Linked DNA regions of Homo sapiens: region 1 is linked to region 2. A link is an interaction called in ENCODE POLR2A ChIA-PET data of the cell type or tissue named here. Cell type or tissue: OCI-LY7. All regions are shown on one strand. Each heading gives the region's core, and the rest is flanking DNA. Links, peaks and the distances in the headings are about the cores only. Region 1 holds the start of HCG20 (HLA complex group 20). Region 2 holds the start of C6orf136 (chromosome 6 open reading frame 136).

Region 1 (14,949 bases), core at 4,774-12,773, 120 kb before region 2:
GATATAAAAGCGTACAGACAGAGAGGTGAGTTGGGTTTAGAAGAGGCTGGTAAGGTGGGCTCAACCAAAAAAGGCCCAGTGGACCCTACACTATGGAATGAATTGTGTCCCCCCAAATTCGTATGTTGAACCCCTAACTCTCAATGCGACTATATTTGGAGATAGGGTTTTTAGGTGATTCAGGTTAAATGAGGTCCTAAGGGTGAGGCCCTAATCTGATGGGACTGGTGTTCTTATAAAAGGAACAGGATGCACAAGAGAGCTCTCTCTCCCCACATGCACGAAGAGGCCATGTGAGTACAGAGCAAAATGGCGGCCACCTACAACGAAGTAAAGAGGACTCTGGGCCAGGTGCGGTGGCTCACACCTGTAATCCCAGCACTTTGGGAGGCTGAGGAGGGTGGATCACCTGAGATCAAGAGTTTGAGAACAGCCTGGCCAACATGGTGAAACCCCGTCTCTACTAAAAATCAAAAATTAGCCAGGCATGGTGGTGGGCGCCTGTAATCCCAGCTACTCAGGAAGCTGAGACAGGAGAATCACTTGAACCTGGGAGGCAGAGTTTGCAGTGAGCCGAGATCATGCCATTGCACTCTAGCCTGGGTGACAGAGCAAGACTCTCTCTGTCTCAAAAAAAAAAAAAAAAAGAGAAAGAAAGAGGCCAGGCGTGGTGGCTTACGCCTGTAATCCCAGCACTTTGGGAGGCCGAGGCAGGCAGATCACAAGGTCAAGAGATCGAGACCATCCTGGCCAACATGGTGAAACCCCGTCTCTATTAAAAGTATCAAATTAGCTGGGTGTGGTGGCGGGCACCTGCAGTCACAGCTACTCGGGAGGCTGAGGCAGGAGAATCACTTGAACCCGAGATCACGCCATTGCACTCCAGCCTGGGCAACAGAGCAGGATGCTGTCTCAAAAAAAATAAAAAAATAAAATAAAATAAAATAAAAGAAAGAAAGAAAAGAGGACTCTGAAAGTCTGAATAAAGCTGACCTTGCCAGCACTTTGGTCTTGGACTTCTCAGCTTCCAGAACTGTGAGAAATAAACTTCTGTTGTTTAAGCCACCCCGTCTAGGATATTTTGTTATGGCAGCCTGAGCTGACTAATACACCATATAAGAATTTTGAGTATATTTCTAAAAGCCTGGTGGGAAGCCACTGGAGTTCTAAGCCAGGGACAGACATGCGTACATCTGTGAGGCTCATTTTGGCGGCAGAGTGGAGAAGGCATCTGAGCAGGGCAAGACTAGAAGCAGAGAGATGAGGTAGGAGGTGAGGGTAGGTGCTCAGGCTGGAGATGATGTTGGAGGCTTAGAGCCTGGTGATGTGGGGATGAGGAAAAGTGGAGAGATTGGAGAGACCTTCATGGGGAAAATCAAAGGACTTGGGGATTAACAGAATAAGAGGAGAGGGGAGGGGGAGTCCAAAGGCCCCCAGGTACAGTGGAAAGAGCCCTGGGCTGGGAATCTAAAGATCCAAGTTCTATTCCCAGATCTGTCACCCAATGGCTTTGGCTAAGTGGCTTCACTACCCTTCACCACTTTAGTTTCCTCATCTGTACAGGAAGAGATGGGCCTGCTGATCTCATGGTGCCGTCCAATTCCATTATCCTGTGATTCTGTGAAGTAAATGCATTAACAAGATAAAACAATGGTGTCATCTCCCCAGGATTGTTCACGGACCTCTCCTCCACACTTTACCTAACACTATTGATCACCGTTTACTTAGCTGTACATTAGAAAGCTTCCATTACTGATCTGTCTCCCTCAAAAGACTGAGACCTCCTCGAGGGTAAGAACTGGGTCATTTTGCTTGGTATCCTGTACCTGAAACCAAGCCAGGCACATAGTAATTGATTAATTATATTTGTTAAATTGATTATTGTAAGTGCTGGGAAGACAGGCACATGGTTATTCCGGGAAGGCATCTGGGTATGATGTATGTTTTCTGAGTACAGGGCACTGTGATGGGTGCTAGGGCCATCAGAGTAAACAAGAAAACCAGTCACAGACCTTACGTCAGGTAGCTAGGCAGACATTAAACACAAGAGGACAAAAATGATGATTTATTTCTAGTTGTGGTGAGTGCTACAAGGAAAAGTACTGGGTATTGTGAGTGTGTAATAAAGAGACTAGCTTGGGGGTAGAGGGAAGGTTTCTCTGAAAGAATGACCCTTAAAATAATAAGGATGAGTAGATTTGCTCACAGATTGAAGGAGGGGAGAGACAGAGAGCATGACTGCAGGTAAAAGAAGCAATAAGCACACATGAAGGCCTGAAGCTGGACGGAGTTCTGGCGAGGAGAATGCCAGATGGAAATCCACCGGAATGTAATGTTAGCTAATTTGGGTTATGGAATTATTGGTGCTTTTTATTCTCTTTTGTGTATATTTTGCATATTACAGATTTCCCACAACAAACATGTACTATTTTAATCATGGGGGTTGGGGGGGGCATTGCTAGTTTTAACAAAATAATAAAGGATGTGGGGAGCATGGGTGTCTGGAGGAGGGGTGCATTCCAGAGGGATTGATGACACGAGCGGTGACTAAGTCCTGCATGGGGGAGGGCAGGAGGCCCATCAGTGGGGCTGGAACAAAGCAGCAAGGATGACTCACAAAAGACACAGCCGAAGCCAGTGCATCAGGGCCCGTGGAGGTGAGGCTGGGGAGTCGGAGGTGATATGAGAAGTCGCAGGGAGCTACTGTCAGACCAACTAGGCAGGGACAGCCTACACCTGAGTAGAGGAGAGGATGAGGAACCAGAGAGAAAAAGCTCCCCTCAGCAGTCCCTGTGGGGCTGGTACAGGACCTTGGGAACCTGGTAAGGGCAGAGTCCTCCTTGTTACTTTCCAGGCACGAAAGGGTTAGATTGTCCCGTGCTTTCTGCCCCCACAGCGGAAGTGGAAGCTGTGGTTTCCAAAGGCCCTTCCTGATCTGCAATCTCTGAGAAATCAACTAAAGAGATAAAGTCAAAGGTTGGTTGGTGGTGTGCAGTGGGCGCGGGGGTGGATCACAGGCAGGAGTTGGAAAATTGAGGCCTGATGCAAGCTCTAAGATCCGCCCCCACCCACTCCTGATCATGAGTGATAAGCACCCCACCACCCACTCTGCCACTTGGCCGGGATTTCCCCGGAGCCTGTGAAGTATTCCCAGGGCTGGGATGTGACTTGGGAGGAGGTGGTAATTGGCTCCTTTCTCCGCTCTGAGCTGGGCCTCCAGGAACTGCCTCCACCACGTCCCCCTTCCCCTCCAGGGGAGTTACTCAGCACAGTCTGACTGCTCCACCTGAACCCTCCTTAGCATCACCCACTCACCTCACACTCCTGACCCAGGTGCTGCCTGCTCATAGCCAGGGCACAGAGATGAGGAGCAACTTCATCCCAGTCTTCTACCCAGCCCCAAAGCTGAATTCCGCAACAGGACCTGGTCCTGACCCTGCTCCCATGAAGAGATGCAAAATCACACTAAATCTTCATGTTAAATCATCATATGTATCAAATGCCAACCAGTCAGTAAGCAGCCGAGGGCACGCTGTCCACAGCCCTACAGCTAGGCCTGTGCTGCTACCAGGGTGCAGAGGCAGGGGCCTTGAAGAAACAGCCCCAGCCCCTAGGAATGCTATTTGCTGTTGGAGACAACAAGTTCTTAATAAAAGCCACATCAACCCAGAAGACCTGAGTCATCTGAGAGAGACCATTTGCGCCTCTAAGCCTCAGTTTCTTCAATTGTGAAATGGTAATGACAGCTAGTTTAGAATTAAATGATGCCGTGTATGAAAAATAGATGAGAGACTTAGAAGGATCCCGTCCTTCCACAGATACTTATTCCTGGGCCAATGCTCAGGATATAAAGATAAAGTAAACAAACGTAACAGGCCTGATCCCTGCCCTCAAGAGGTTCCTCAAGTTGCTGTTATTGTTGACCCAATGACAGCTAAATAAATGAAGGCCACTCATAAAAAGCAAATGGAGGCTCCGATAGAGTGTGGCCGATGGTATTTTCCAAAGTTGGGTGCCCCTTTCCACTTGCTCTCCTTGTCCCATGACTGACACTCCAGGTAGGGGCCATGTTCCCTCTCTTTGAATGGGAGCGGGGCTGTGACTACTCTGACCAATAGGGTAGGAGGGAGGTGATGCAGATCAAAAAAAGATGAGGTTATAAAAAGAATGCAGCTGGGCACAGTGGCTCACACCTGTAATCCCAATACTTTAGGAGGCTGAGATGGACAGATTGCTTGAGCCCAGGAGTTGGAGACCAGCCTGGGCAACATAGTGAGACCCTGTCTCTACAAAATAATGATAATAATAATACAAAAATCAGCCAGGCATGTTGGCAGTAGCCCCAGCTACCAGGGAGACTGAGGCAGGAGGATCACTTAAGCCTGGGTAGTCAAGGCTGCAGTGAACCATGACTGCACCACTGCACTCCAGCCTGGGCAACAAGAGTGAAACTCCGCCTCAAAAAAAAAAAAAGCAGTTCATGCCTGGTTCCCTCACAGCAACCCAGCCACTATGCAAGAGAAACTCTAACTAGACCACAGGTAGAAACCCTGAGGTCCCTGAGCTAACTGCCAGCATCCACTGCAAAGTGTCTGCAGACGATTTCAGTCCCCCAGCTTTCGAGTCTTCCAGCTGCAGCCCCAGATAACATGGAGCAGAGACAAGCCATCCCCACTGCGGTGTGTCCAAATTCCTGGCCCACAGAATCCGTGAACGTAATAAAGGGTTGTCTCATGCCACAAAATTTTGAGGCAATTTGTTGGACAACAAAAAATAACCAGAACACAGAGGACAAGCCAGAATGAGCAGCACATAAGTCGAAGGAGAAAGTACCCTAGAGGTGTTAAGAGTTAGTCAGAATGGAAGGACATTAACTGTGGAAAGCATTACTAGACCTCACGTCACCATATGGTTTTGTACTCTGTCCTGCTGTGAAACTCTTCCTTCAAAGGCCACCAGCAACCCCCAAAGTGACAAATATACAAATTCCCTCTTGTTTAAACTATCATCTAGGCCTGCGCCATGGCTCACACCTATAATCCCAAAACTTTGGGAGGCTGAGGCAGCAGGATCATTTGAGCCCAGGAATTTGAGACCAGCCTGGGCAACACAGTGAGACCCCCAGTCTCTAAAAAAATGTTTAAAAAATTGGCTGGGAGTGGTGACATACACCTGTAGTATCAGCTACTCAAGAAGCTGAGGTGAGACGATCTCTTGAGCCTGGGAGGTCAAGGCTGCAGAGAGCTATGATCATGCCACTATACTCCAGCCAGGGTTACAGAGCAAGACCCTCTCTCCAAACAAACAAACAAACAAACAAACAAAAAAACCCTCACAAACAAACAAACAAAAAACCCTATCATCTGTGCGCCGAAGTCCCCCACTCCAATAGCTACATACCTAGTCCTATCTTTTCACCTGAACTCCTGTCTTGTAGCTCCAATTTCCCGCAGTCACATGCCAGTTCCTTATTTCTTTGCCACCTCAAATCCAACACAACCAAAATGGATTCACTATCATGGACACTGTTTGGGCTCAGGTCCTTTTCACCAGTGAGTCCACTCACTTTCCAGCTTTTGGGAATATCAGCTGATAACCACACACAATTGTCCCCTTTTCTGGAGAATTGCCCTGGGCCAAACAGGAGCCAAGCCCTCCTCCCTTGCACACACTCTGGACAGACTCCCAGTGGCTGCCTGACCTTAAAGCAGATCTACAAAACGCCAGCCCCCATGCCTCCAAGTGCAATTGACTGGTGCAATTTGCTGCCCTGAGCTTCCCCATGAGCTCAGGCTGAAGCTCACATCCTTGCTTAGCCTTTTTCCCTTCCCTATCCTGTTTTCTTCAGTCTTTCTCCTGAGAGCCTCCCGCAGTGTATCTCTTGAACAAAAGTCCCCACCCCAGGTTCTGCTTCAAGGTAGCCCAATCTAAAACACCTGCTGCCGAGTGCAGTGGCTCACACCTGCAATCCCAGCACTTTGGGAGGCCAAGGTGGGCAGATTGCTTTGAGCTCATGAGTTCAAGACCAGCCTGGAGACAGGCTGGACACAGCAAAATCTTGCCTCTTCAAAAGATACAAAAAAAAAATTAGCCTAGCTTTGTGGCATGCGCCTGTAGTCCCAGCTACTTGGGAGGCTGAGACAGGAGGATCGATCGCTTGAGCCCAGGAGGCAGAGGTTGCAGAAAGCTGAGATTGCACCACTGCACTTCAGCCTGAGTGACAGAGGAAGACCCTGTCTCGAAATAAAATAATAATAATAATAGGCCGGGTGCCGTGGCTCATGCCTGTAATTCCAGCACTTTGGGAGGCCAAGGTGGGCGGATCACTTGAGGTCAGGAGTTGGAGATCAGCCTGGCCAACATGGTGAAACCCCGTCTCTAGTAAAAATAAAGAAATTAGCTGGCCATGGTGGCACATACCTGTTACCCCAGCTACTCGGGAGGCTGAGGCAGGAGAATCACTTGAATCTGGGAGGCAGAGGTTGCAGTGAGCTGAGATTGCACCATTGCACTCCAGTCTGGGCAACAAGAGCAAAACTCCATCTCAAAAAAATAATAATAATAAATAAAACACCAACCAAGCCAAGTTTACTTTGTTTACCCTGTTGCTATGAGACCTGTCTCTCATCACCCCAGCCTACAACTCCCTTTCAGACCAGCCATCAGTTTGAATACATTTTCTAGCAAATGCCTCTCATTCTTCCTCCTCATTCCCATTGTCCCCATGTAATCACTGTTCAGGAAGTCAGGGACCCCAAACGGAGGGACCAGCTGAAGCCATGGCAGAAGAATGTGGATTGTGAAGATTTCATGGACATTTATTAGTTCCCCAAATTAATACTTTTATAATTTCTTATGCCTGTCTTTACTGCAATCTCTAAACATAAATTGTGAAGATTTCATGGACACTTATCACTTCCCCAGTCAATACCCTTGTGATTTCCTATGACTGTCTTTACTTTAATCTCTTAATCCTGTCATCTCGTAAGCCAAGGAGGATGTATGTCGCCTCAGGACCCTGTGATAATTGCATTAACTGCACAAATTGTAGAGCATATGTGTTTGAACAATATGAAATCTGGGCACCTTGAAAAAAGAGCAGGATAACAGCAATGTTTAGGGAACAAGAGAGATAACCTTAAACTCTGACCGCCGGTGAGCTGGGCGGAACAGAGCCATATTTCTCTTCTTTCAAAAGCAAATGGGAGAAATATTGCTGAATTCTTTTTCTCAGCAAGGAACATCCCTGGGAAAGAGAATACACGCCTGGGGGTGGGTCTCTGAACTGGCCCCCCTGGGCGTGGCCATCTTCTATGGTCGAGGCTGTAGGGGTGAAATAGACCCCAGTGTCCCATAGCGCTCCCAGGCTTATTAGGAAGAGGAAATTCCTGCCTAATAAATTTTGGTCAGACCAGTTTCTCTCAAAACCCTGTCTCCTGATAAAATGTTATCAATGACAATTGTGCCAGAAACTTCATTAGCAATTTTAATCTCGCCCCGGTCCTGTGGTCCTGTGATCCCGCCCTGCCTCCATTTGCCTTTCGATATTCTATTACCTTGTGAAGTACTTGATGTCTGTGACCCACACCTATTCACACACTCCCTCCCCTTTTGAAAATCCCTAATAAAAACTTGCTGGTTTTGCGGCTTGCGGGGCATCACGGAACCTACCAACATGTGATGTCTCCCCCGGATGCCCAGCTTTAAAATTTCTCTCTTTTGTACTCTGTCCCTTTATTTCTCAAACTGGCCGATGCTTAGGAAAATAGAAAAGAACCTACGTGACTAATGGGGCAGGTTCCCCGATAATCACCTCACACCTGGCTTATGAAATAATTCTCCTTTCCAACCTCCCTGCTGCTTCCTGTTTTTCCTCCTGCCTCCAATCTGTCTAGCACTTAAGTGTGAGATTAACATTTCTGAAATGCCTCTGATCATGTAGCTCCCCTGCTGGAAAGTTCAGTGCCTCCGGTGTCTAGTGGCAGCAGATAAAGATTCTTTTGTCTGCTTTCCTGGTCCCTCACTGAGCTCTGGCTTCCACCTTGTTTATTTAACCTCATTTGTCAGTATTTTTAATTTTCTATTCCAGTCAGCTCCCCCAGAGTTCCACAAACTATGCTCATTCCCATCACACCAACACCAGTTCTCCCTCTCCCCTACATGTTCTCGAATCCCACCTGGCTTCTCAGCTGCCCCCCGGCCCCTGTCCTCCCCTTCTCAGCCCCCAGCAGGGCACATGGCTGCCTGCAGGAAGCAACAGGGCTCTAAGCCTCCCTGGCAGCCAGATGTGGCAGAGAGACTTCCTTCCAACCTATTTGAAATGAGCAGAAATGTTACGGGTTACTTCTGTCTGTGGACCTACTAGGATGGGGTGTGTATTTCTTTGTCCTTCTCTTTCCCCTTGGCCTGAACATGGAGCCTGAGCAGTCATCCTAAATCACAAAGAGCCATGCATCAAAGACAGTGAGGCAGCAAGGCGGAGCTGTCCCAGCCCCGAGCTGCCTGCCTGGCTCTGGACTTTGTTTCTGTCAGAGAGAAATGGACTTCCATCTAGGAAGCCATTGTTCTATTCGGTTTTTGTCACTCACAGGTCAACCTAATGCTAACTTGGTTCTTCTCACAACTTGTGAAGGAAAGAAAGGAGCAGATGTGGCAGTGGCCTGTAAATGTTTAACTCTCAGAGGCAGTGGAGGGCTGGGGGTAGGTGAAAGTTCTGACTTGCAACATTTCCGATTTCTGTGGTGTAAATACTTCCATCAAGGTGTTGGGGCTCAGAAAATGATACCCCAGAGTTTGGTGTTTTGGCAAGTTGAGAAGAACATGGGAAGGACCTGAGAAGTAAAGTCTGCCTCTGACCTTCTCCTGCTCCCCTCTCTCCTCCAAGGCAGGTCAAAGAAACCAGAATGTCTTTCCCCCAAAGCCAATCATAAAACTTAGAACTATTACTCTAGCCTTCCTTTGCCTTTCTGTATAAGCACAGCTCATTAAAAAAAAAAAAAAAAACTGAGCTACCTTTTCTAATAGTAGGTCATAAAACCCTTATTTTGGAGAGTCCCTGCCTATATCCAGAAGGAAGGAATGCTGCACAGAGAGACCAAGCAGAATCCCAACAGACAGGCTCTGCTGGCTTTCTCCCTCAGCCTATTCCCATGCGACCATTCACTTTGTGTTCAATCACATTTCTTTTCTTTTCTTTTTTTTTTTTTTGAGATGGAGTTTCGCTCTTGTTGCCCAGGCTGGAGTGCAATGGCACTATCTTGGCTCACTGCAACCTCCTCCTCCTGGGTTCAAGCGATTCTCCTGCCTCAGCCTCCCAAGTAGCTGGGATTACAGGCACGCACCACCATGCCCAGCTAATTTTGTATTTTTAGTAGAGATGGGGTTTCTCCATGTTGGTCAGGCTGGTCTTGAACTCCCGACCTCAGGTGATCCGCCCGCCTTGGCCTCCCTAAGTGCTAGGATTACAGGCATAAGCCACCGTGCCCAGCCTGTGTTCAGTCACATTTCTACATGACTGTCTGTTCTTTTTTTTTTTTTTTTCTGAGACAGAGTTTCATTCTGTGGCCTAGGCTGGAGTGCAGTGGCACGATCTCAACTCACTGCAACTTCTGTCTCCCAGGTTCAAGTGATTCTCCTGCCTCAGCCTCCTGAGTAGCTGGGATTACAGGCACACACCACCACGCCCGGCTAATTTTTGTATTTTTAGTACAGACGGGGTTTCATTATATTGGCCAGGCTGGTCTCAAACTCCTGGCCTCATGTGATCCTCCCACCTCAGCCTCCCAAAGTACTGGGATTACAGGTGTGAGCCACTGCACCCAGCCTTGGCTGTCCATTCTTCATCGAAACTAATCAAAAAAATTGTTTTCTCTGAGCATTTCTGGGGTCTTCATTTCTGAAGGCTCCCATGTCATGTAAAACTTTGATGAAATAAATTTGTTGGTCGGGCACAGGGGCTCACACCTGTAATCCCAGCACTTTGGGAAGATGAGACAAGCAGATGGTTTGAGCCCAGGAGTTCGAGGCCAGCCTGAGTAACATGGTGAAACCCCATCTCTACAAAAAATTACCTGTGTGTGGTGGTCTGCACCTGTAGTTCCAGCTACTCTGTAGGCTGAGTCAGGAGGATTGCTTGAGCCCAGGAGGTTAAGGCTATGGTGAGCCATGATCATGCCACTTCACTACAGCCTGGGCAAGAGTGAAACTCCGTTTCTAAAAATAGATACATAAAATAAAATAAATTTGTTATGCTTTTGTTTTGTTCGCCTGTCTTTTGTTATGGGAGTATTGGTCATGACTCAGGATGGGTGCAGAAAGCAATCACATCTTTCTGTCTCTACAAAGGCCAACTTCAAGCTACCAATGTTATGCCAGTTGGCTCATAAAGTTCCTGAAACTATAATGATTCTTCTCATGAACTGGTGTGAGCTGGCTTCAGCACAACAGTGGGTGAATGGGAAGGGGTGAAATGGGACTGACATTTAATGAACCTTGCTACATGCCAAGTAAGGTAATAGGCATTTTGCATATATTTTCTTTAATCCTTATATTTAACACTGAGGGGTAAGTAGGGCCAAACTTTCCCAACCATTAATCCTTTCTGGGAAAAATTCCAATACAGGTAGATTTATTTTTCTATATATTTTTCACAACCTTGGAAGATATGTTAGTCACCCCTGTTGTGGATAATTAGAAAAAGTAGAAAATGGAGGTAAGAGAAAATGCGAATGTGGTGGATATTTTCTGAGGTTTGACCATCCTGCATGCATTCTCTTCTCCTGAGAACAGTCACTGGATTCCTTGGAGAATTACCTGTGTGCATTCCTAATGAGCTATGGTTAAGGTGTGCTTTTTCCCCTAGCCTTTACCTAGACTAGGCTGATCAGATTCTCTCTGCTAGGGCTTTGAATGATGAACAAAATGGAAAGGATGGAAAAAACCCTTTGTCACTTACTCATTTCAGCAGGTAGCCAGGACAACACCGTCGATTCCTGCTACCTCATCCGCTGGAGCTACCCTGGTTCTTTGTCTCCTGAGCCTGATTCTCTGGCCTTCCTTTGATTCTGTGAGCTATTCAATATCCTCCCAAGACTCATCTATTCTGTTCAAGTTAAGGACAATCATTTTTGTGGCTTGAAGCCAAAGAAATTCAAATGCCAAGGAAGAAAAGTAGAAGCTCTTTAGAAAAGTTAAAGGAAACCGGCCAGGCGCGGTTGCTCACACCTGTAATCCCAGCACTTTGGGAGGCCAAGGTGGGCGGATCACCCGAGGTCGGGAGTTCAAGACCAGCCTAACCAACATGGAGAAACCCCATCTCTAATAAAAATACAGAATTAGCCGGGCATGGTGGCACACACTGTAATCCCAGCTACTTGGGAGGCTGAGGCAGGAGAATCGCTTGAACCTGGGAGGCGGAGGTTGCGGTGAGCCGAAATCAAGCCATTGCACTCCAGCCTGGGCAACAAGAGCGAAACTCCCTCTCAAAAAAAAAAAGAGAAAAGAAAAGTTAAAGGAAGCCAAGGCGAAGTGCACAGGGCTTTAGAAGAACATTTTAAAATTGCTCCTGGCAGGGAAGTGGTTATGATTATGTAAGGAGAACCTAGGCAAGACTGGTCAGACTGCAGGGTTGGATTTTTATGTGTTCTACACGGCAGGAATTTGGGGCAGAGCCGATGTTATATAAGCCTGAGTTGTAAGTTATTTGACGTATGTCATTGTATGCTCATCACAGGATTATTAAATAAAGGTAACTCAAACCATTTTGTATTAAGAGTATCCAAATTATTCTACATTTGTAGAATCACTATAAAATATGTGGGAGTTTGTTTTTTTAAAATGCGTTATTTTGGTGGAGGACTGGAGAGAAAACATGGATCACTAAGAACTCTTCATCAACATTTTATCTTTTAGAAAGTAAAATGAACTACTAGCAGTGGGCCCAGCGCAGTGGCTCCCGCCTGTAATCCCAGCACTTTGGGAAGCCGAGGAGGATTACTTGAGCCCAGGAGTTTGAGACCGGCCTGAACAACATAGCGAGGCCCTGTGTCTACAAATAGTCAAAAAATTAGCCAGATGTGGTGGCACACACCCATGGTCCCAACAAATCAGGAGGCTGAGGAGGGAGAACTGCTTGAGCTCTGGCAGTTGAGGCTGCACTGAGCCATGACTGCACCACTGCACTGAGCCATGATCACACGACTACACTGAGCCATGATCACACCACTGCACTGAGCCATGATCACACCACTGCACTGAGCCATGATCGCACCACTGCACTGAAACATGATCGCACAACTGCACTGAGACATAATTGCACCACTGCACTGAGCCATGATCGCACCACTGCACTGAGCCATGATCGCACCACTGCACTGAGCCATAATCGCACCACTGCACTGAGACATGATCGCACCACTGCACTGAGCCATGATAGTACCACTGCACCGAGCCATGATTACACCATGGCACTGCACTCCAGCCTGGGCCACAGAGTGAGACCATGTCTTAAAAAAAAAAAGCAAACAAAAACTACAAGCAATTGAGAGCCTGGGAAGTGTCTAGTAGGGAAACCAGGAATTGTATCTGTGTTTGTGTGACTACCCCACATTCCTGCTGGTTCTGCCTCAACAAAAGCTTTCCCCCATCACTCCATCCACAGTGATCTCACCCGGCTGCGAATGCCTAGAATGCTTGCTCTCTGTACCAACATTCCATTTGTTTGACATTCATCATGGGGATCTGCTGAGTCTTCATATGAGGAAAAGTACTTGTTAAGCTCTAAGATATCAAATAAATGTTAGTTAATTATGTTATTAGATAAGTAGGTAGATAGATAATAAATAGATGCACACACACATATAGCTACAGATACAGTTACAGTTTTGTATACTTATATTTATGTGCTGATCTCTTAATTTCCCTTAACTTGGTTATAAACCTCTTAAGACCCATATTTTATACACCTTTCTGCCTTCCACTGCTCTTAGTTGGAACACATTTGACAATCTACTGATGTTTTAAGTGTAGGAACTAGCCTCTACCAGCTGAAAAATCTGTGAACCATGGCCACTTATTTTCACCACTTTCCTGTGCCCTGGGAGGACTAGATGAGCTCATGGGTACAAAGTGCCATGAATCAGTTAGTTTCCTGTGGCCGAAGACAGAAGAACTCAGCAGTCTTAGTTCCCCCTTCAACTTCATGCCTTCCTTTCTGAAGAAGCATGGGTCATGTATGTGATCAGAAATGGGCTTCCATTTCTCAGTACAAGATTTCTGAAGAAGAAGTGGTTTCTGGACCTCTGAATGGGCAGTGTGCGATACAATCTAATGAGAGACAAGTGATCTTGACTCTTTTAAAAGTGTCAAAAGCAGATTAAAGCCATCAGCCTATACCAAGCATTTTCCCAATGCAGCATTTTCTCTTCCCCCACCCTATCTGTCATCTAGCCTAGTGCTGTCCAACAAATCTTTCTGTAATGATGGAAATGTTCTATTTCCGTGTTTTCAAATATGGTAATCACTGGCCACATGGGATTATCGTGCTCTTGAAATGTGGCTAATGAAACTGAGAAACTGAATTTTAAATTTTGACTCATTAGAATTTACATTCAAATAGCCACATGCAGCTGGGCGCAGTGGCTCACGCCTGTAATCCTAGCACTTTGGGAGGCCAAGGTGGGCAGATGACCTGATGTCAGGAGTTCGAGACCAGCCCGGCCAACATGGTGAAACCCCGTCTCCATTAAAAATACAAAAATGCTGGGCGCGGTGGCTCACGCCTGTAATCCCAGCACTTTGGGAGGCCAAGGCGGGCGGATCACGAGGTCAGGAGATCGAGACCATCCTGGCTAACAAGGAGAAACCCCGTCTCTACTAAAAATACAAAAAATTAGCTGAGTGTGGTGGCGGGAGCCTGTAGTCCCAGCTACTCAGGAGGCTGAGGCAGGAGAATGGTGTGAACCCGGGAGGCAGAGCCTGCAGTGAGCTGAGATCACGCCACTACACTCCAGCCTGGGTGACAGAGTGAGACTTTGACTCAAAATAAATAAATAAATAAATAATAAAAATACAAAAATTAGCTGGGCATAGTGGCACAAGCCTGTAATCCCAGCAACCTAGGAGGCTGAGGCAGGAGAACTGCTTGAACCTGGGAGGCAGAGGTTGCAGTGAGCCAAGATCATGCCACTACATTCCAGCCTGGGCGACAGAGTGAGACTCCATCTCAAAAAATAAAATAAAATAAATAGCCACATGCTACTGTATTAGACAGCATAGACCTAAATTAAGAGAATCTGGGCTTCTTTATTTATTCATTTATTTATTCATCATTCAGTCAAAACCATTGAGTACCTAGTATATATCAATCAGGCACACTGCTGAATACTGACAGTGGGTTCAGTGATTAGTCTCTCACCTGAAAAAGCCCAAAATCTGTTTGAGGAAACAAATGATCTTTGGGGATGGCCTCAAGACCTTAAAGTGTCTTCTGGTTACACCACCTTCTCTTGAGAAAAGTATTTGGGAGTAAGTCCTTGGGCATAGGTCACCCTGCAGATAATCTTCCGGCCCTGACCTCATCTACTAAATTAGGATCCTTGCTTGAGCTAGGGGCAGTTCTCAAGGGCTGGCAAGAGGCCAGTGATGCAGCCAGAGGTGAGAATACCCAAAAAGGTTACTGTATCCTGGGGAGTGTGTACACAACCCATTCAGAGTCTCAATTTAAGACATAAGCAAGGACATGAACATCAGAGCAGTGTAAAACCCCAAAGACAAAAAGAGCTAGGTCAGTGGGTTGAATAATAACATTAATAATGAGGATTGTTGAGAGGCAGGAAGGTGTTGAGGTCAATAGCTTTGTCTCTGGAGACAAACTTCCTGGATGCCAAACTCAACTCTGTCATTCCCCTGCTTCACAGAGTTCTGTGCTGTCACTGCACCTGTATAATGAGT
Region 2 (8,000 bases), core at 1-8,000:
TAGGCACTGTATAGGAAGAAACTGAAGCTCAGAGGTTTTTCTAATATACCCAGTCTCTATTTTTTTTTTAACATTAACATAAACTAAACAGGATCCCTGTCCTTAAACAGTCAAGTGAGGATAGGTCAAGGGTTGTCTGGGAGACTAGATCATCTGTAATCTCAGCACTTTGGGAAGCTAAGGCAGGTGGATCACCTAAGGTGAGGAGTTCGAGACCAGCCTGGCCAACATGGTGAAACCCTCTGTCTACTAAAAATACAAAAATTAGCCGGGTGTGATGGTGTGCCTGTAATTCCAGCTACCCAGGAGGCTGAGGCTGGAGAATTGCTGGAAGCCGGGAGGCAGAGGCTGCAGTGAGCTGAGATCACGCCACTGCACTCCATCCTGGGTGACAGAGTGAGACTCCGTCTCAAAAAAAAAAAAAAAAGGAACTGATTATAGTTTGGGTCCTTTCTCATTTCTCTCTTACCGGTAATGCTCGTCTTTGTCACGCTTGTAGAACCGCAAAAAGAGCAAGTGGACGGGCAGCCCCACAAGCCGCCACCGGGCTTGCAGGGTCCAGTTCTCAGGGTGGCGGGTCAGCTGTAAAACCTCCAAACGAAGGTGTGCAAAATAATTCCAGGCCAGGAAACGGCAGAGGGTCAGTGAAAGAATGTACCATGTCCGGCCCCTGTGAAGAAGGGATGGGAAAGAAATCTCATGATGGCAGAATTAGAAAACCAAACTGGCTTCTAAGGAATGGGGAACAGCTGTGAGAAGCAGTCTAGGAACTTCTCTGGGAAGTGAAAAGGGTCATGTATATACCTTTGGGTGCTTTTCCTCCCCAGTGCCCTACCTGTGCCCCAATTCTCACTTGGTACGTATGTTGAGGATCTCATTGATGAATTCCACATCCAAGGAATACAGACTGTAGTCGTGGGACTGAAGGAAGAGCTTGGGAAGCTAGGTGGAAGAAGATGGCATCAACCCAGTGGGAAAGAAAAGATAATCCTATTTTTCAGTTTTCTAATTTTTTTTTTTTTTTGAGACGGAGTCTAGCTCTGTCGCCCAGGCTGGAGTACAGAGGTACAATCTCAGCTCACTGCAACCTCCGCCTCCTAGGTTCAAGCGATTCTCCTGCCTCAGCCTCCCGAGTAGCTGGGATTACAGGCTTGAGATGGAGTCTAGCTCTGTCGCCCAGGCTGGAGTGCAGAGGTACAATCTCGGCTCACTGCAACCTCCGCCTCCCAGGTTCAAGCGATTCTCCTGCCTCAGCCTCCCGAGTAGCTGGGATTACAGGCACCCACCACCATGCCCAGCTAATTTTTGTATTTTTAGTAGAGACGGGGTTTCACTGTGTTGGCCAGGCTGGTCTTGAACTCCTGACCTTGTGATCCGCCTGCCTCGGCCTCCCAAAGTGCTAGGATTATAAGCGTGAGCCATGTGCCAGGCCCAGTTTTCTATTTTTAAGGCCTCCTTACTCCCATCTTGGAGTGAAAGATCTCATCCCATGATTAACCTCCCTTAACCCAAAATGAGGAACATCATTTTCTTTCTTTTTTTTTTTTTTGAGACGGAGTCTCGCTCTGTTGCCTAGGCTGGAGTACAATGGAGATATCTCCTTTCACTGCGCCTCCTGGGTTCAAGCGATTCTCCTGCCTCAGCCTCCTGAGTAGCTGGGATTATAGGCGTCTGCCACCATGCCTGGCTGATTTTTGTGTTTTTAGTAGAGATGGGGTTTCACCATGTTGGCCAGGCTGGTCTTGAACTCCTGACCTCAGGTGATCCACCTGCCTAAGCCTCCCAAAGTGCTGGGATTACAGCACTTTGAGCCACCGTGCCTGGCTGGAACATCATTTTCTCAGGAAAATGTTTATAATATATTTCTATGCCTGCCTCATGGTTCCAAAAAAGAATCCAGTTGACTATCCCTGTACGTCCAAGGATTACCCACATCCTTCCCACTGTAGACGAAGGCCACTTTTGCACTGACTTACCTCTTGTCTCAGTCTCTCATACATGACAGACAGATGTTCCTCCATACTAGGATCTCCTGACGGGGTGGCAGGGGAAGGGTGGGCAGTTCCAGGGACTTGGAAAGGTATCCAAGCCCCAGGATAGGGGCAGGGAGGTCCCTCAAAAAGGCTTCTAAGCCCATCCAGGCAGCCGCTATGCAACTCAGGTCCTGGTCCCTCCTCCCCCTTTCCTGGAGGGAGAACCACCCATGCTGAGCTGAGGGCCTGGATCTGAGGGAGAGGTAGTGGGGGAACCTGGGGAAGACGCTGGGTGGGAAGGCGTGGGGGCAGGGGAGACCAGAATAGAGGAGAAGATGGGGAAGTGGTTGTCGTGGAGTGGGGCCAAAGGGGTGGGAATGGTAGAGTCCCTGGATAAAGCTGGTCCTAAGGAGAAAGAACAGAAGGGAGAAAGATAAGAATCCACTTGTCTAACACCCCTTGATCCCCTGGATGCTCAACAGGCTTCCAATACCTATTCCTCCTGACAGAATGGATGGAATTACTATAGGAAAAAAGGGATGGATTCATCTCCATCTCTACTGAAAACAGGAGGAAACCATTTTATTTTATTATTTATTTTGAGATGGAGTCTCGCTCTGTTGCCAGGCTGGAGTGCAGTAGCACGATCTCAGCTCACTGCAACCTCCGCCTCCCGGGTTCAAGTGATTTTCCTGCCTCAGCCTCCTGAGTAGCTGGGACTACAGGCGCGCGCCACCATGCCCAGCTAGTTTTTGTATTTTTAGTAGAGACAGGATTTCACCATGTTAGCCAGGATGGTTTTCATCTCTTGACCTCGTGATCCACCCGCCTCTGCCTCCTAAAGTGCTGGGATTACAGGCGTGGGCCACCGCGCCCAGCCGAGCAAACTGTTTTATGTGACATAAATACCGGCACCTCCCAAAACCTAGCAGACATTTTACTTTTTTTTCTTTTTTTGAGACGAAGTCTCACCGTCGCCCAGGCTGGAGTGCATTGGCGCGAACTCGGGTCACTGCAACCGCCGCCTCCTGGGTTCAAGCCATTCTCCTGCCTCAGCCTCCCGAGTAGCTGGGATTACAGGCACCCTTCACCACGCCCGGCTAATTTTTGTATTTTTAGTTACAGATGGGGTTTCACCATGTTGGCCAGGCTGTTCTCGAACTCCTGACCTCAGGTAATCCGCCCACCTCGGCCTCCCAAAGTGCTGGGATTACAGGCGTGAGCCACCGTGCCCGGCCCAGTGTTGGAATCTTAAAGAAATGTGGCCGGGCGCGGTGGCTCACGCCTGTAATCCCAGCACTTTGGGAAGCCGAGGCGGGCGGATCACGAGGTCTAGGAGTTCGAGACCAGCCTGGCCAATATGGTGACACCCCATCTCTACTAAAGATACAAAACAATTAGCCGGGTGTGGTGGCGGGAGCCTGTAGTCCCAGCTACTCGGGAGGCTGAGGAAGGAGAATTGCTTGAACCCAGGAGACGGAGATTGCAGTGAGCCGAGATGGTGCCAATGCACTTCAGCCTGGGTGACGGAGCAAGACTCCATTTCAAAAAAAAAAAAAAAAAGATTCCAACACTGGGGGCAGTTTCACCTCTCTTATCGCAAGAATCATGTAATACATACTTGATGAGTTAACGAATAACAGGTTTTATTGTACTGTGGATTAAATGCTGTGGCCTGTACATCTCCATGATTAAGTGTGCGAGGCAAATGTACAGAGAAAAAAGAATATCCAGCTGAAGCTAGGAATCTGAATTCTATCATGTAACTTTAGGCATTCTCATTCCCTATGCCTCCGCTTCCTACAAATGTCCTATAAATGAGAACAATAAAGCCTCACTGGGTTATGAGGCCTATATGAAATAATGAATGTAAACAAAACGTAGCGACCTAGAAAGCAGTACATAAATGGAAGCTATTATCATTTCGGGCCCCTCTAATGACAGACACAACCTCAGGAGACAGTTAAAGGCTGGCCTTCACTCTCCTGGGTTTACCGACGTTGAAACTGCAAGGGGAGGTCACCCAAAGTTAGGCCTCACCCGAGTCCCTCCGCTCCCAAGGAACCCCCCAGGGGATCGTCTCACTGCAGGGAAGGCGGGCGGACCGCTCGGGTACCTCGGTCCCCGATGGTGTCCTAGAGGCGCCGTCTCTGCTGGGGGCGTGGCCATCTTGCCAGCCCGGGCGCAGGGGCCCGAACCGGGTGCACACTGGCCGGCCTTCCTGCCAGGACCGCTCTCCGAGTGCAAGACGGGCGGGCTGCTGAGGGCGCCCCGCGGGTCTGGTCTGGGCCGGGGAACTCCGGGACGGCGCCGCAGCAGGGCTACGAATCTCTCGGCCCCTGCCCTTCAAATCACCTCTAGGCACAGGTAACCGCGGAGAGTCGGGCGCAACGCAGACGCGCCCCGCTGCCTGGCCTTGACCCCGCCTGACCGCCCTCAAACCTGGGAGGACCGACGTCCTTGCGCGACAGGCCCGGCAGCGCCTCCCTCCCGCTCCCGCGACCCCTAGCCTGTCCACGCGCTGCAGGGCACAGGTGGGAAGGGGCGGCGGGTGTCTCTGCGCCTGCGCGGAACCCAGCGCGCGCTCCGCCCCACGCACCGGCTTTGAGGAGGGTCTCTCCCCGCCCCCTCTCCTCCCTCCCTCTTCTCCTCCGCTCACCTGGGGTCGAGCCTGGTAGGCGCGCAGGCAAGGGCCGAGACGCCGGGCCGCACCCCGGCTGGGCTGGTACATGATCTTCCGGGAGTGGAGAAGGAGCCTCCTGAGTCCGACCTCCGGCCTCCTCACAGGGGTGAGCGCGCCCCAGAGCCGGCTTCGTGAAGGGGAAAGGAGGCCGGGGCGGGGGGGTAGGGGGGGAAGGGGCTGAGGGAGGGAAACGGAGATGTCCCGCGCTTGCGCACTGCAGGCTCGAGGGAAGCGGCTGAAGCGCTCTGTCGGCTGTAAGCGCGCCTGCGCCCGCGGGCTCGGAGACTGCCTGAGTGCGCTTGCGCAAGTTACAGCCTCCCCCGCCCCCCCAAGCGCTGTATTCACAGCTGAGGCCTTTGAGCAAAAAGCTGAGCAAAAACAGGGCTGAAGGCTGAATGGGTGCAACGACAGTGAGGGGTGAGGCGGCTGAAATAATGAGTCAAATTTTTCAACAGCTCTTGTGATAAAAATAAATACTTTTATTGGTCTGGTTAAAAGATACAAATGACTTGAATCTGATAAGCCTGCTGAATGAATGAATGAATGAATGTATCCATCTATTATGAGGGTTGGGCTTTGGCTCTTTCCTGTAGTGAGGGAGAAATAATACTTTGAAGATGTTTGACGGGGCTGCGGTCACCAAGGCCTGGTGCTGCGACGTTCCTGCAGGTTTCGAATGAACCTGGCGTTGAGTATGTCCCCACCCACTGTCCAGGACTGGGCTGGCGGGGCCGGGGCCTGTGGAGGAGCTGTGTGCATGGGCTTCTCCCCAGACCCATCCTGTGACAAGGCCTGCTCCTCACTGGCAGACCTGGTAGGTGGGGAGATGGAGAGTGGGTTATAGGAATACTAAAGAGGAAATTAAGATTACAGACTCTTCAAGGTCTCGGGCCAGGTTTTAATGTAGGACACATGATGGGTATGAAGCTGGAACCATTAGTGCTATGTCCAAATTTAAAACCTCTCAGAGAATCCGTATTCCAAAGGGAAGTACCAGAGTTGAACCTGTGGGGGAAAGGGGCTTGCAGGATGTAAGGTAGAAGGAATTGTGGGAGGAGCTGGTGTCCAGTTCATACAATAAGATTTAAGAGTAGGAAGTGACTGAGAATGATGTTAGGAAGGGAGTCAGATGGTGGTGGGAGGCTGTTAGGGGAGGGGTTTAGACCTCACCTATTCTTTGTTTCCTGTTCTCCCTGCTTGGAGTCTTGGTTGCCTGTGGAAATATCAGGCATGTGAATGGGAAGGCAGGAGTAGACAGTGAATGTGGCCTACTTGATTTGAGGGTAGGGAGGAGTGAATACTTACCTGTATTGGGGGATGAGGAATTCACCCCCCCATGGCGGCTGTAGCAGCAGCTTTGGGCTACCAGACCTGGGGGAGTCCCCCTGTAGAAGAAATGGGAGATGATGGGGAGGAGGCTACTGGATGAAAGATGGGTGGGTATGGAGGAATCAGAGGAGAGGAGTAAAAGGAATAGCACAGGAACAAAGAGAAGGGGGTAATTATCATTCCTAACAGGTTTTAATCAAAGCTGTGCCCCAGAAAAGGGCGGGGGAAGTTCATTTTATACCCAAGATTTTCTGGAGTGCTTCTGATTTATTGCTCTATTCTTTCTAGTTGAGGTAATGTGTTAAATCTATGGCTAGGTGTGATCCAAATCATGTCAGAAGAACAGACTCACATGTGGTCAAAAATGTGTTGGATCGGGTACTCTGGTGTTTGGTTTGGAAAACAGGGTTACCTTAACTATAAGATTCCTTAGACCAGGCTGGGCGCGGTGGCTCAGGCTTGTAATCCCAGCACTTTGGGAGGCCAAGACGGGCAGATCACGTGATCAGGAGATCGAGACCAACCTGGCCAACATGGTGAAACCCTGTCTCTACTAAAAATACACAAACTAGCTGGGCACGGTGGTGCACTTCTGTAATCCCAGCTACTTGGGAGGCTAAGGCAGGAGAATCGCTTGAACCCAGGAGGCGGAGGTTGCAGTGAGCTGAGATTGTGCCACTGCACTCCAGCCTGGCGACAGAGCAAGACTCCATCTCAAAAAAAAAAAAAAAGATTCCTTAGACCAGAGGGAAATAGGAAGTGACAAGGCTGAATTTTGAATTTAGGAGGAAAAGGAAGGGGGCCTCTGTAAATAGGGTGACAGACTGTGTTGCACTCTCAATGGAGGTAAGGGTTTGTCTTGAGAGAGATCCAGCGGTTTAGTGGAGCAGACGTCAGGTAATCAGAGTGGGAAGACGAATACAGGAGGCAGGAGGTAATTAGTGGATCCAGAGATGTTGGTAAGCTTTGACATCTTGGCAAAGGCACGCCCAGAGTAAAGGGTAGAAGTCACTGGGGAGAGCTGGAGGTTCCTGGAGGGAATGAGGGAGTAGATACGGAAGCCCACACACAGGGATCCAGCACCTACATGAAAGGAGACACAGAATCTGCAGGAGGACTAACAGTGAAGATGGGGATAGGCAGACACCAGACTCAGGAGCTCTGAGGCTCCTGGGTAAAAGATGTGCAGATCTCAGAAGTGAGAAATGAGAGGGACAGAGGTCCTGAGATCCCAGGAAAATAAGGGATGACGCACAAATGAGGCTGACAACTTTTTTTTTTGTGATTCTTTTTTTCATTGAAAATGTCAATTTAGAAAACACAAAAGATTTCACACTTTATTCAGACAACACTGAGAGAAGAAAAGGGAAGAGTGAGTAGGGGAGATGGGGAGATCCGGCTCCCAAGGATTTCAGGAAACACAGTGGGGCACCTGATCTAGCACACATTCAGAGGGTAGGGAGGGGAAGGGATCTAGCTATACTCTGGGCATGGAGCAGGGAAGGTCGTCCTTGCTATGGAGGAAAGGAGAGAGGAAGGACAGAGGAAGAGTGGTCCCCCATCTCATCTCGACAATCTCACAAGACAGGAGTATATCGGGACCTAGCTACCAGGGAGGGATGGATGCAAGAAGGGATTCCAGGATCTAACAGATCCTTGACACTCTGGATCTACTCTCAAGAAACAACCTCCCTCAGAGAATCTGGATCTGGGGGAAATGGTGGTGTCAGCCAATCTCCTTTAGAGACCCCAAAGCAACACCAGTTTGGGGTTCCCTGACACCTACACAAAATGTGGAAATGAAGAGTTTGGCAATGGTGAGTAGATCCCTTTGGGAAGCTGGTAAGTCCCTGTTCTACCTAACTAGACTGCTCTGAAGCAGAGCTTGCTCACTAGCGGCCATTCGCAGGCTCAAAGGGCAAGTGTGGCAGGCAGCACAAAGCAGTATTAGAGCCACCAGTAGACACTAGAGGGAATATGGGGTTTATCCCATAGATAAAATTCCTTAAAAAGTT

What was found. ChIA-PET counts read pairs that join two places held together with the same protein. Peaks named below come from ENCODE experiments on the same cell type or tissue, not always from the same donor. Only the 100,000 strongest peaks of a DNase experiment are listed, where the experiment ranks them.
Region 1: POLR2A ChIA-PET joins it to region 2 with 11 read pairs; 6 of 35 experiments call an interaction of 5 or more read pairs at or near these places.

What each region holds. Positions count from the first base shown.
Region 1 is chr6:30,757,403-30,772,351 of GRCh38, reverse strand. It overlaps HCG20 (HLA complex group 20), which reads right to left and starts at 5,527. Exons shown (of 4, transcript NR_138037.1): 1 at 5,401-5,527. RefSeq lists enhancers at 2,119-2,650, 2,651-3,182, 2,067-3,266, 7,797-8,584 and silencers at 3,038-3,217, 14,506-14,800. In OCI-LY7, for the core only: no CTCF peak of the experiment used is centred there; no DNase peak of the experiment used is centred there.
Region 2 is chr6:30,643,936-30,651,935 of GRCh38, reverse strand. ATAT1 (alpha tubulin acetyltransferase 1) reads right to left here. Exons shown (of 13, transcript NM_001413067.1): 11 at 5,962-6,041; 12 at 5,827-5,869; 13 at 5,115-5,467. The coding sequence ends at 5,293. C6orf136 (chromosome 6 open reading frame 136) reads right to left here and starts at 4,803. Exons shown (of 6, transcript NM_001161376.2): 1 at 4,090-4,803; 2 at 1,977-2,378; 3 at 854-942; 4 at 470-670. The coding sequence starts at 4,704. In OCI-LY7, for the core only: no CTCF peak of the experiment used is centred there; DNase peaks (open chromatin) are centred at 4,155 and 4,895; H3K4me3 peaks cover 2,179 bases; H3K27ac peaks cover 1,287 bases.